4 separate regions of the Homo sapiens genome follow, and regions 2, 3 and 4 are each linked to region 1. A link is a contact called in ENCODE Hi-C or POLR2A ChIA-PET data. All regions are on one chromosome and are shown on one strand. Each heading gives the region's core, a stretch centred on a gene start or an enhancer-like site at or near the end of the contact. The rest is flanking DNA. Distances are from core to core; before and after follow the strand shown. Region 1 holds the start of PLPP6 (phospholipid phosphatase 6). Region 2 overlaps SLC1A1 (solute carrier family 1 member 1). Region 3 has its middle 22 kb from the start of AK3. Region 4 overlaps SLC1A1 (solute carrier family 1 member 1).

Region 1 (3,010 bases), core at 294-2,793:
ATTCACAATAGCAAAGACTTGGAACCAACCCAAATGTCCATCAGTGATAGACTGGATTAAGAAAATGTGGCACATATACACCGTGGAATACTATGCAGCCATAAAAAAGGATGAGTTCGTGTCCTTTGTAGGGACATGGATGAAGCTGGAAACCATCATTCTCAGCAAACTATCACAAGGACAGAAAACCAAACACCGCATGTTCTCACTGATAGGTGGGAATTGAACAATGACAACACTTGGACACAGGGTGGGGAACATCACACACAGGGGCCTGTCGTGGGGTGGGGGGAATGAGTTAATGGGTGCAGCACACCAACATGGCACATGTATACATATATAACAAACCAGCACGTTGTGCATATGTACCCTAGAACTTAAAGTATAATTTTTTTAAAAAAATGTGACATGCTCTACTCTGTAGCCTTCCTTCTCCCCAGATCTCCCTCAATGACATTGTTTGGGGCAAAATCATTAGACTTATTAAGGTTAAAATTGATTCCATCTCCAAATTCCAAAACAAAAATGTTAAGAGATTGTCAGTGATGACATAGTAATAACATCAATATTCTATGAATAGTTTAGTGTGAAGAAGGCTGGTAATGTTTTGACTATTTATATCACCATGTTATTCACCAGAATGGAATCTAGCCTTTATCACTGTAGCTAAATAATCTAGGTATGATCTGAGGAAACAGTAAATCTGAACAGCCTTTTTGTTACAGGATTTTAGTTACAGGATTTAACTAATTTCATTATTTTTTTTTCGCTATTTTTCTTGGTCTAACACAGTTTTTTCTAAGGTCCACAGTTTATTAATAATCCCTTTCGTAAATGTAATGCAATTACCTCTAACACCTCCAAAAACATTCAGAAATGCTCTCTTTGCTCCAGTTAAAAAAATGCCATGGGAGTTCCAAGAATAGGAAACATCAACCAGGGTATTTAGCACTAGATTGACAGAACTTGGCTCAGACCTGCATTACAAAAGCAAGTGTTCCGACTGCGGTTTTGCATTGTGCTGAAGTGCTTTCGGATAATTTTTTTAAAAATGAAATTTACCAAATAATGCTGTAAGAACTCTGTTCTTTATAAGAACTCTCAGGTTATCTTCAGACAACAAAAGCCAATGAGAAAGTCAAGATCACCTTTTCAAATCTCATGCTCTCCTGAATCATAATGGGGAACGCAGAGGGAAAGCTGTTGGTCTCCAGGTACTGATTCATGAGGTAGACCCCGAGGTACACATCTTGTTTGCCAGGCAGGAACACTCCTGGGCAAGAAATCTTAAAAAGAAAGAAAACAACAAACAAGGGAGAGAAAACAGACTTTGCTTTGTTTTGTTACACGGGGCTCTATTTCTCTTAAGCTCCTACAGACACTGACATTTTCCCCATCACCTCACTCCCTCACCTGTACCTCCCAACGCCAACATCCTCCCCTCTGCTCTCCTCACATTGGAAATTCCAACTCCCTCCCACGTCTCCACCAGGTGTCACAATCGCGCTCTCGCCGGCTCCTCTCCCCGCCCCTCCGGGATGGTAGTGCGGAAGCGGAAGAGGCTGCAGGGCCGGGAAGCCTCTGTTTGGTCCGGCCAGGTCCCGGGATCCGGGCCGCCAGCTGCGATGCCAAGTCCCCGGAGGAGCATGGAGGGACGGCCGCTGGGCGTCTCCGCTTCGAGCAGCAGCAGCAGCCCCGGCAGCCCAGCCCATGGCGGCGGTGGCGGCGGCAGCAGGTTTGAGTTCCAGTCCCTGCTCAGCAGCCGCGCCACGGCCGTGGACCCCACCTGCGCCCGGCTCCGTGCATCGGAGAGCCCAGTTCACCGCCGCGGCTCCTTCCCCCTGGCCGCGGCGGGCCCCTCGCAGTCGCCCGCGCCTCCGCTGCCCGAGGAGGACCGCATGGACTTGAACCCGTCCTTCCTGGGCATCGCCCTGCGCTCCCTGCTGGCCATCGACCTGTGGCTGTCCAAGAAGCTGGGGGTGTGCGCGGGAGAGAGCTCGTCGTGGGGCAGCGTGCGACCCCTTATGAAGCTGCTGGAGATCTCGGGACACGGCATCCCCTGGCTGCTGGGCACCCTCTACTGCCTGTGCAGGAGCGACAGCTGGGCCGGGCGCGAGGTGCTGATGAACCTGCTCTTCGCCCTGCTGTTGGACCTGCTGCTGGTGGCCTTGATCAAAGGGCTGGTCCGCAGGCGCCGCCCGGCCCACAACCAGATGGACATGTTTGTCACTCTCTCGGTGGACAAGTACTCCTTCCCCTCGGGCCATGCCACAAGGGCCGCCCTGATGTCGAGGTTCATCCTGAACCACCTGGTGCTGGCCATTCCACTGAGGGTGCTGGTGGTTCTGTGGGCCTTCGTCTTGGGCCTATCCAGGGTCATGCTGGGGCGGCACAATGTCACCGACGTAGCTTTTGGCTTTTTTCTGGGCTACATGCAGTACAGCATCGTGGACTATTGCTGGCTCTCACCCCATAATGCTCCGGTCCTCTTTTTACTGTGGAGTCAACGATGACACCATCTCATTGATTATGGCACCAGGAAGTCTGAAGGTTTCCACATTCGATGATGTCAACCTAAACCAGCAGCCATCCCGCTTGTCCCTCTTAGGCATTTCAGGCTTCCTTTGGGATTTCAGGTGTCCCATGATCTTGATGTGCTGCTAGGCTGGAGCACACACTGGCCATTACTGAACACAGCCATATTAGGGAAAGCAAAAAAACCCAAAAAATCCTCTATTGTATATTTATTCAACAACTGTTTATGTTTCCAGGACAACTGCAAAGAAAACAAGCTGAGGTGGTTATACTGTTGCTGTTAAAAGTTGGTATCAGTAAGATTTGTGTTTTGTGATAATCCCTAAATCAACATACCACTTGTAAACTGAACTTCGAGAAAGAAACATGATGTTCATTCTGTAAATATACATGCAGACAGGTCATGTACTAATCCTAGTCCTTTTCCTGAGGTAGATTTTAAACAGTATTTTTAAAGTCCAAGACATAGGTTTTT
Region 2 (3,010 bases), core at 195-2,694, 110 kb before region 1:
AGATAAGGAAACAGGAGGTTGAAGACAGATTAAGCCACTTTTTCAAGATCACACAGATCATAAGGGCAGCAGCTGGAACTGGCAAGTTTTGTTCTGGCAACACTCTGCTGCCAAGGGGCCAGAGCCTGGGAGAGGGATCCAGGGCAGTCAGCCATACTTAAATACCTGTTAGTCATTCAATCAGCATGTTTACTGAGCATCTCCTATGTGCTGGGCACTGAGTATACATTCGTGAACAAGCAGATAGCTAGGTCTCCTGCCTTCATGGAGCTTAAAACCTAGCAAGAAAGAGATATAAAATAATGAACCAATGATAAAAATTGTTGAGATATGATATGCACAGGATGCCAAGCAAGGAAATCAGGACACCCTGGTTTAGGGTGGATAATCAGGGAAGGATTCTGAGGAAAGGACTTAAAAGCCAAATGAAGAGTGAGGAAGAGCACTCCAGGCAGAGGGAAGAGCCTGTGCAAAGGCCTTGGGGTGGGAAGGAGCTTGGTCTGTTCCAGAAGAGGCTGGAGGAGGGGATGAGACAGGAAGATGGCACAAAGAGGGGCTGGAGAGGCAGGCAGGTGCCTCCCCTGCAAGGCCTGTTGGCCAAGGTAAGGATTTTTTCTTTTTATCTTCAGTGCCATTGAAGGGTTATCCTGATGTATAAAATCACCTGATTTATGTTTTTAAAGGATCTCTTTAGTGACCGTGTAATGAAGGAATGAATGAGGGAGGGAATGAATGAATCAGTTAATGCTTGTTGAATACCTTCCATCTGCTCAGTGATGCACATCATCTTTATCATTTATTCAGTAATCATGCAGGCTATTTACTAAGAACACACTGTGTTCTGGGCACTGTACTAGGCCTGTTATAGACATTATTTCTAATCCTCACAACAGCTACGCAAGCTGAGGTTGTTCACTTTGTTCCTCACAATTAACCTAAAGGCGATAGAGGCATTTCAGATCCTCCAATTTATAGATGGAGAAGCTGAGTCTGGGAGGAGGCTGGGATTTGAGCCCAGTCTGTCCCACCAAAGCCCATGCCTTCTCTCTGCACAGGTGGCCTCTCTGCCGGTGACAGAGACAGGAGTCATCCACATGGCGAGTTTTAACTCCTATGCAACAATGAGTTTCTTGGATGTGGTGTCCACTTATAATGGCATAACACCACCAAATGTCAGACCTAAAAGAACTTCCAATAAGGGGTTGAATTTTGATACCTTAACAGCAATGTGGAGAGATTGTCACGAAAGCTTTGTTCTCAGTGGGTGGTTGCTTAATCAGAGAGCTCTAGGAGGAGTCTTTTGCCCTCAGATGTTTATTTTTAAAACATGCTATTGTTTAGCCAGGCAACTGCTTCCTTTGGAGTGTTTTTGTAAAAAGTTCAGATGATTACTGCTTTGGCTGGGAGCCAACACCCTTGCTCATCAGAGCCTTCTCCTGAGGTGAAAAAAGCAAATAAATGCCTTTACCTAAAATAAAGAGCTAGCAGGTGCCCCTGACTTCCAAGGACAACCGGGGATTTTATCCCTGTTTCTAGGCCACAGCCGAGCCTCAAAACTGTCCCAGGTTCTAATGGATAACCCTGGGTTCACAGGGAACTGGAATCGTGCTCTTCTTTTTCTGCCCAATTCAGGTGCCACCTGTTCCATCAAGCCTCTCCTGCTCATCTCAATCTGGTGACAGTTCAGGCTCCTCTGAAAGCCCACAGTAACTGGTCTCCGCACCAGGGCTTCACAAAACATCTAGTTTTTAAACTGGATGGAGCAAATCCAGTTGTTAAAATTTCTGATCTGTTACAGATCAATAACCTTCGTAAACTATAGTTAGAGCAAATTACTAGAAAAGTTATATTAAAAATAGACATACAAAATACTAGCCCTATTTTTTTTTTTTTTTGAGATGGAGTTTCACTCCTGTTGCCCAGGCTGAAGTGCAGTGGCATGATATCGGCTCACTGCAACCTCCACCTCCCAGGTTCAAGAGATTCTCCTGCCTCAGCCTCCTGAGTAGCTGGGATTGCAGGTGCACACCATCACACCCAGCAAATTTGTGTGTGTGTGTGGTTTTGTTTTTGTTTTTTTGTTTTTTTAAGTAGAGATGGGGTTTCACCATGTTGGCCAGGCTGGTCTCAAACTCCTGACCTCAGGTGATCCACCTGCCTGGGCCTCCCAAAGTGCTGGGATTACCGGCGTGAGCCACTACGCCCCGCCCCTATCTTTTATTATTACATTCAACAGAAATAAAGTTACTGTCCAATTACTATAAACATTTTAAATACTCACTGTTGATTTCTGTGCAGATGCCATCACACCTGCTTAGTTCATTCTCATTTATCACCCCCTATAGGACAGCTTTCAACTCCCAGGAGAAACGAGTTCTGATAGTGAACTGTAAAGAGAGGGGGTCCTTCAGACCTCGCCAGCCACCAAAGATGGCCTGAGAGCAAGAAACCCGGGGGTCCATTGAGAATAAAAACTCAGAACTAAAGGGCAAATGAGGTTTTACTTGTTTGGGACTAAGTTGGGCCTGATCTTCGACGTCAACGCCAGTTAAGAGTCTAATGCCTGGATTCTCATTCTCACAGTCAACATTCATTGCGCTAGACCACAAGTTCTCACCAAGACAATATCGTCCCCAAGGCAGCAAAAGCTGTTTTTATTTGGTGGTGGTGAGTTGGGGGAGAAAATCTTACTCTTTTTATGTAAAAAAACACATGTATCATTTACTATATAACCAGATATACAGTTTGCGGTTTTAGAATTTCAGAGGGGTGGTGATTAGGAAAACGGCTTTGGGGGGTGGTTTTGCACAACAACAACAACAATAAAACAAGGTTGAAAAAGACTGAGATGTTACATGTGTTCCCCTGTGGAGTCTTTTATGGCTGAAAAGTGTTCTCGTTGGCTGCCCTGGGAACCAAACTAAACCACCATGTATAAGCGGTTTCTAAGGGGACTACCTGCTGAGGTCCAAGTTTCGGACCCAGAAATGGATCTTTGAAATGGGGTCAT
Region 3 (3,010 bases), core at 353-2,852, 100 kb after region 1:
GCAAATTCCAGTCTGCTTCTCCATCTTTAGTTCCTCTCAACATGTTATTTGTGAACTCTTTGTTTCAGAATCACCTGAGGAGTTTAAACACAAGCTCCTGGGACATACCCCAGACCCACCAACTCCGAGTCTTTGCAGGGCAGAGCCTAGGAGTCTGCATTTTAAAACTTTCTCAGCCAGGGGCGATGGCTCATGCCTGCAATCCCAGCACTTTGGGAGGCCTATACGGGCAGATTGCTTGAGTCCGGGGGTTCAACACCAGTATGTGTAACATGACGAAACCCTGTCTCTACGAAACAAAAACAAAACAAAAATTAGCCAGGCATAGTGGCTCCCGCCTGTGGTCCCAACTACCTGGGAGGCTGAGGCAGGAGGATTACCTGAGCCCACGAGGTCAAGGCTGCAGTGAACCGAGATTGCACCACTGCACTCCAGCCTGAGCAACTGAGCAAGGTCAAGTTTGAGAGCCACCACACTAGACAGGAAGTGGTCATATTTTCTTAGACCTTTAGCATCTACCATAAGCACACAGAGAATGGACTCTGAATGAAAGAGTCTAGAGCTTGAAAGGGAACTGAAATTTAAAAATAAAAAAGTGTGAAATGATGGCTGGGCACGGTGGCTCACGCTTGTAATTTCAGCACTTTGGGAGGCTGAAGCGGGCAGACCACGAGGTCAGGAGACCGAGACCACCCTGGCTAACACGGTGAAACCCCGTCTCTACTATAAATACAAAAAATTAGCTGGGCGTGGTGGCACACGCCTGTAGTCCCAGATACTCAGGAACCTGAGGCAGGAGACTCGCTTGAACCCGGGAGGCGGTGGTTGCAGGGAGCCGAGATCATGCCACTGCACTCCAGCCTTGGCGACAGAGCGAGACTCCATCACACACACACACACACAAAAAGGTGAAATGAGCAGCATAACGTTGGAATGACAGGTGACTATTTCCTGCCAAGATTCCAGTTGCCATCAGGTGGCGCTGTGTCAACAACAAATGCTTTTACCTGAAGCGAGGAGGAAGTTTGGTTGATTTACTCGAATTCAAGCCTCAAATACTACATAACTGAATTTATTTTTTCTTACTCCGTTTGTTTGCAATTGTCCCACTTGTATGAATACATTGATTTTTTTTTCTCACCTGGCCCAGAACAAAGCTGAGTAAATTGATTTCTTAAGGCATGAAGCCTTAGACAAGAAAAGCCGTGGAAGGAGGCTGGTGGCAGCAGACAGCTGGGCAGGTCATGAAGGTCAGGGGAAGGAAATTAGCAATTACCCTTATTTCCATCTTCAGTGAGGAAAACCTGCTCCCCACCAGCACTGCCTGTTGTGAAATTACCCAAGCATTCAAATGAATATGTCATTTCGCGAGGGTGGAGCCATCCTGTAATTTCTGTCATCCAGTTCCCTTTACGGGTTGTTAAATGTCTACGTGAGTAACCCTTGAATGTCGTTGCTCTCACAAACCAAAGTCTGGAAGCCCGAGTCTTTCTTCTGGGTTGAGTACTTTATTCTTCTGAGGTGTGGGAACTGAGGCACAGCAAAGGCCTGAGGCCCCACGGGCAACTCTTTCTCCCCCTCCTCCCTCCCCTCCGCGCAGGGCATCCCCGTGCACAGAACTGATAGAGCTGGCCTGGCTACTGGCAGACTATCAGGCCAGGCCAGAGCTGGAGGCTGAGCTGGTTTCCTCCGGGCAGGACAGAGCTTTCAGGCAGCGACCTCCTAGGAGGAAGGCGGGGGGAGGGTTTGCAGCCTTCCCTACTCTGGGCAGACAGAGGAATGTGGTGGACAGGAAAAAGGGGGAGGAGGCAGGACCTCTACTCTCAGCATAGACCCAGTCTCACTGAAGAGGCACTCTTTAAAGGCATCACAGAGTTTAAGAATAGTGCATGGTAGAAATAACTCTTAATTTCTGAATGACCAAGTATAAATGAAATGGAAGTGCTTAAAAGTAATAAGAGAAAAGCTATATAGTTCCTCTTTTCCTTCCTTGAAAAATCAGGTGCAAAAGTCATCAGGTGCAGGGTCGAGCAAGATAGGCAGCTATGAGTGGGGTGGAGGTGAGCTGTGGTGGCCGGAACCTGACCAGGATCAGAAAGCATACATTCAGGGGCAAGTCCAGGCCAGAGTGTCAGAACCCAATTGTGGTGAGGGGTGTCCCGGCAGAGAGGCAGTCTGCCACAGGGTGTTGGAGTCCCAGTGGGGAGAGAAAGGTATCTCCAAGGACATGTATGTAAATGTACAATATTAAGGATAATGGGAGCAAAGTTTCTCGCTGTTGGAGAAGACAGTTAACAAATCATTCCTGTAATCCCACCACATTAAGAGGCTGAGGCAGAAGGATTGTTTGAGGCCAGGAGTTTGAGACCAGCCTGGTCAACATAGCGAGATCCCGTCTCCACAGAAATTAAGAAAACATTAGCCAGGTGTGGTGGCATGCACCTGTATGCCATCTCAAGGAAAGAGGCTGAGGTGTGAGAATCACTTGAGCCCAGGAGATTGAGGCTGTACTACAGCCTGGGCAACTGAGCAAGACCCCATCTCAAAAAAATAAATTATGGACAGAAAACTAGAATGAAAACTGTGTTAGGTTGGAATGAGAAGTATTGGTATGAAGTCATGGTTTTCAATAAACAAACTAATAAGATCCATATTTTATTACGTATGTAGAGAAATATAAGGGTAAATGCATGTATGATTTTGTGTATGTGTGTACACACATCCTTATATTCCCTACTTCTGTGCCCTGAGAGGGCCTGAGATCAATGATGCCCAATACTGGTTTCTATTTATTTTATTTTTAAAAAATAGAGATGGAGTCAGGCTGGGCATGGTGGCTCATGCCTGTAATCCCAGCACTTTGGGAGGCCAAGGTGGGCAGATCACGAGGTCAGGAGTTCGAGACCAGCCTGGCCAACATGGTGAAACCCCGTCTCTACTAAAAATACAAAAAATTAGCTGGGAGTGCTGGCACGTGCTTGTAATCCCAGCTAATCGGGAGGCTGAAGCA
Region 4 (3,010 bases), core at 334-2,833, 88 kb before region 1:
CCAGGGTGGAGTGCAGTGGTGCAATCTCGGCTCACTGCAGCCTCAACTTCCTGTGCTCAAGCGATCCTCCCGTCTCAGCTACCTGAGTAGCTGGGACTATAGGCATGTACCACCATGCCCAGCTATTTTTTTGTATTTTTTGTAGAGACAGGGTTTTGCCATGTTGCCCAGGCTGATCTCAAACTCCTAGGCTCAAGCAATCTACCCACTTCATCCTCCCAAAATGCTGGAATTACAGGCATTAGCCACCACACCCAGCCACCACTAGAGTATTAAATAATTCCACATATTACCCAGGAGTTAGTTCATGAACAGAAGTCTAGCTATCAACCATTGTCTTTTCCCTCAAAGCCTTGGGAGATCATCTTGCACTCAACCAGCCTTCGTGTAAGAAGTAATTCTTTAAAAAATGATTTGAAGGATTTCACTGTACATGAGAACACAAAGTGCTTTCCCTATTGCACCCCATGCAAAAGTGAGTTTCAAAATATTTATAACTGGCACTGCATGGGCACTAACCCATCTGAATGAAAGCTACCATCCGTGAGCATACCAGTGACACCATTTCAGTGTCTGTCCTCTCCCTGAAAATGCCAAAAAGTCCACCTTTCTTAGGATGCATCTGTCTCGCTTACCTCATATTTAATTTGTTCAACATTATTTAATCCAAAGTGTAGATACTGACAGTGATGTAAAGGGTTCAGTAAAAATGGCAAGGCAGGTCACTTAATACTGCAGAAACCTCAGCTTCATCATCTGTTAAAAAGGATAATAAAAGCTACCCCCAGGGATAGGAGAAGTACATTAAATGAAATGATGCATGTAAAATACTTTCCCTCATGCAAGATACAACGATAGCTCCACAAATAGAGCTATTATGATCACTTCCAGTACTAATACTATCGCCTCTATTGCTGATACCTGGGAAACAGATGACCGTGGCTAGAAAGAGCCATATTTGGCAGTGAGGGTCAAGCTCAAGTGAGATCTGCAGATAGGACAATCAGCAGGATATATATGCACTAGGAACACGGCATGAGGTGCGCACCCATCTAACCACATGTTCTTGCCAAGTTTGCAAACTACCCTATGGTAGTTTGGATGGGTAGAATTTAAGGTGCACACAGGTACTAAAAACTAGAGCCAATATTGTTCACCCAGGACTTGAAACAACTCTTAGCTTCAATTCCCATCCTGTGCTCCACCAAGTGTGCATGCCAAGCTGAGGGTGCCCACACTGGAGTGTTCCTTCCCCACCAACCTAGCATGAGAAAGCACTTGATGACGGAATCACGCCTCTGTTGTGCTTCCTTTCCAGTTATATGCCACTAGGTATTTTGTTCCTGATTGCTGGGAAGATCATAGAAGTTGAAGACTGGGAAATATTCCGCAAGCTGGGCCTTTACATGGCCACAGTCCTGACTGGGTATGTCAGACTCAAGAGAAGAGACAGAAACCTCCTTTGATCTAATAGGATGGCCGCTGAGAGGTTGGGTTTCAGTTGGTTAAAACTGGCTTCTGCCCTATGTGCTGGGAAAGATAGGGTTCAGAGATAAGACAGCAGGGGGAGGAGGGCTGCCCTTTAACAGCTGTACTGTAGGTGGATCATGCTGTGCTAATTGTCAGCTCTTGGCAGAACAGCCTGGACCAGGCTTTGTCACTGCCTTTATTGGTTATGTTAAAATAATTTTTTACAACAAGAGAGAAACCCACTCGTAGCCTCCCTTGGCTCTCTCCTGGCCTTCATTTCCTTAAGAATGTAAACTAGCCAAGCAAGCAAGAATAGCCTCCATGTACCCTGAACCTGAAAGAAATTAGCAAGGGCCTAAATGAAATCAGACTTGAGCAAGTAGGAGCAGGATGGCTGTTGGTTCAAACACTGTTGCTGGGGCTGTTAACCACCACCATGTCCTGCAGCATCAGAGTGTCAGAGAGGGTGCCAGGAGAATCTTGAGGCTGGGAGGAATTGTGTGGGCCTTTTTGGAAGCCATTAAACAGGAAGGCAGCAGGGGTTGGGTAGTTTCCATATTTATTACAGCCTAGCTACTGTTTCCTTGAGAAAAGATGAGGTGGGATAAGTTATGAATGGTGCCCCTGGACACCTAGACAGGGGCAGAATATGTCACATACCCTAAGAAATACAGACTAAGGGAATAAATAAATATCATTGATTTGACTCTCACAAGTCAATACCTACAAACACCCAACTTGAGCAATGAACTCACCTATTGGAACTTGATCGTATTGGAGATTTCCAACACAGCGCATTTGGTTCTTAATCTGTGTTTGCCAAAAACACAGCCCTGCCAGCCAACACAGAGGCAGATTTGGTCCCTACAGTGTGAGGCCCCTGGCGCTAAGGGAGGTGGGACCTCCAATTCACTGGAGGCCACCCTGCTGTAGGGCTGCTGAAACAGGCAGTGCCAGGGATCGTGTCTCAGCAGTGACGTGGCTGGGGTGTATGAGCTGAGCCATTTCATAACCGAGTTCTGCTGGTTTCTATTCTCTTACCCCAGCTAGGTGTCTAACAGGAAACTAAAAGTCAGTTCCTCATGGTTTTTAGCTACAAGCTCTCTATCAAGAAGATCCTCTCGCCAGAACTCCAGGATCTATATTTTTGATGGCCATTTCCTATTTCAAACACACATAACTGATCTGTAAACTCTAAGCTGCCAGTTACATATATATCTATCTGTGAAATGAGTCTCATTTCTTAAGCCTCCTAGTTCATGTAACCTGTGTATTTCCATGTGAAACAATGAACAGTTTGAGAAGGCAGGAATAACAAAGAAAGAAATAATCCTAAAGTATGGCTGTGGAAGAGCTGAGACTTTTTTCCTTACTGTAACTCTGACTTCCCTCTTAGACAGTGGGCGCCACCAGCAAGACAGCAGCTTGGTGCAGGGAATGGAGTGGGTGAGGACTGAGCGCTGTGATAAGGGGTATAATGAGGTATAAGGTAGTGGTGACATACAGGGTGCCAAGGAAGGAAGGCTCAGCCCTACCTGAG

The links. A loop is a pair of places that touch in the nucleus more often than their neighbours do. ChIA-PET counts read pairs that join two places held with the same protein, here RNA polymerase II (POLR2A). Pooled maps may share reads with other maps.
Region 2: a map of endothelial cell of umbilical vein shows a loop between it and region 1 (4-fold over the local background). The contact joins the enhancer-like site here to the promoter of PLPP6 in region 1. A Hi-C loop is called at or near these places in 1 of 168 maps with a recorded cell type or tissue (endothelial cell of umbilical vein) and 5 of 50 pooled maps. POLR2A ChIA-PET finds 5 or more read pairs at or near these places in 3 of 52 experiments (BJ, CD4-positive, alpha-beta T cell and naive thymus-derived CD8-positive, alpha-beta T cell).
Region 3: a loop to region 1 is called in a pooled map, with 4 times the contacts of the local background. The contact joins the enhancer-like site here to the promoter of PLPP6 in region 1. A Hi-C loop is called at or near these places in 1 of 168 maps with a recorded cell type or tissue (naive thymus-derived CD4-positive, alpha-beta T cell) and 7 of 50 pooled maps. POLR2A ChIA-PET finds 5 or more read pairs at or near these places in 2 of 52 experiments (OCI-LY7 and activated naive CD4-positive, alpha-beta T cell).
Region 4: a pooled map shows a loop between it and region 1 (2.2-fold over the local background). The contact joins the enhancer-like site here to the promoter of PLPP6 in region 1. A Hi-C loop is called at or near these places in 2 of 50 pooled maps. POLR2A ChIA-PET finds 5 or more read pairs at or near these places in 2 of 52 experiments (activated T-cell and naive thymus-derived CD8-positive, alpha-beta T cell).

What each region holds. Positions count from the first base shown.
Region 1 is chr9:4,660,751-4,663,760 of GRCh38, forward strand. It overlaps PLPP6 (phospholipid phosphatase 6), which reads left to right and starts at 1,544. Exons shown (of 1, transcript NM_203453.5): 1 at 1,544-3,010. The coding sequence starts at 1,626. The coding sequence ends at 2,513. SPATA6L (spermatogenesis associated 6 like) reads right to left here. Exons shown (of 12, transcript NM_001353486.2): 2 at 1,149-1,286. RefSeq lists a silencer at 1,679-1,938.
Region 2 is chr9:4,554,111-4,557,120 of GRCh38, forward strand. All of the region lies in intron 2 of SLC1A1 (solute carrier family 1 member 1), which reads left to right. Among named protein-coding and RNA genes, the nearest start is that of SLC1A1, 65 kb to the left of the region's middle. Within about 2 kb of position 1,445, at least 3 of the 41 ENCODE cell types and tissues checked have a DNase peak (open chromatin) inside an H3K27ac peak, as active enhancers do; they include endothelial cell of umbilical vein, where a contact is called at or near this core.
Region 3 is chr9:4,761,749-4,764,758 of GRCh38, forward strand. No RefSeq gene overlaps it. Among named protein-coding and RNA genes, the nearest start is that of AK3, 22 kb to the left of the region's middle. RefSeq lists an enhancer at 1,181-2,119. Within about 2 kb of position 1,603, at least 21 of the 41 ENCODE cell types and tissues checked have a DNase peak (open chromatin) inside an H3K27ac peak, as active enhancers do.
Region 4 is chr9:4,572,589-4,575,598 of GRCh38, forward strand. SLC1A1 (solute carrier family 1 member 1) reads left to right here. Exons shown (of 12, transcript NM_004170.6): 8 at 1,319-1,426. Among named protein-coding and RNA genes, the nearest start is that of SLC1A1, 84 kb to the left of the region's middle. Within about 2 kb of position 1,584, at least 4 of the 41 ENCODE cell types and tissues checked have a DNase peak (open chromatin) inside an H3K27ac peak, as active enhancers do.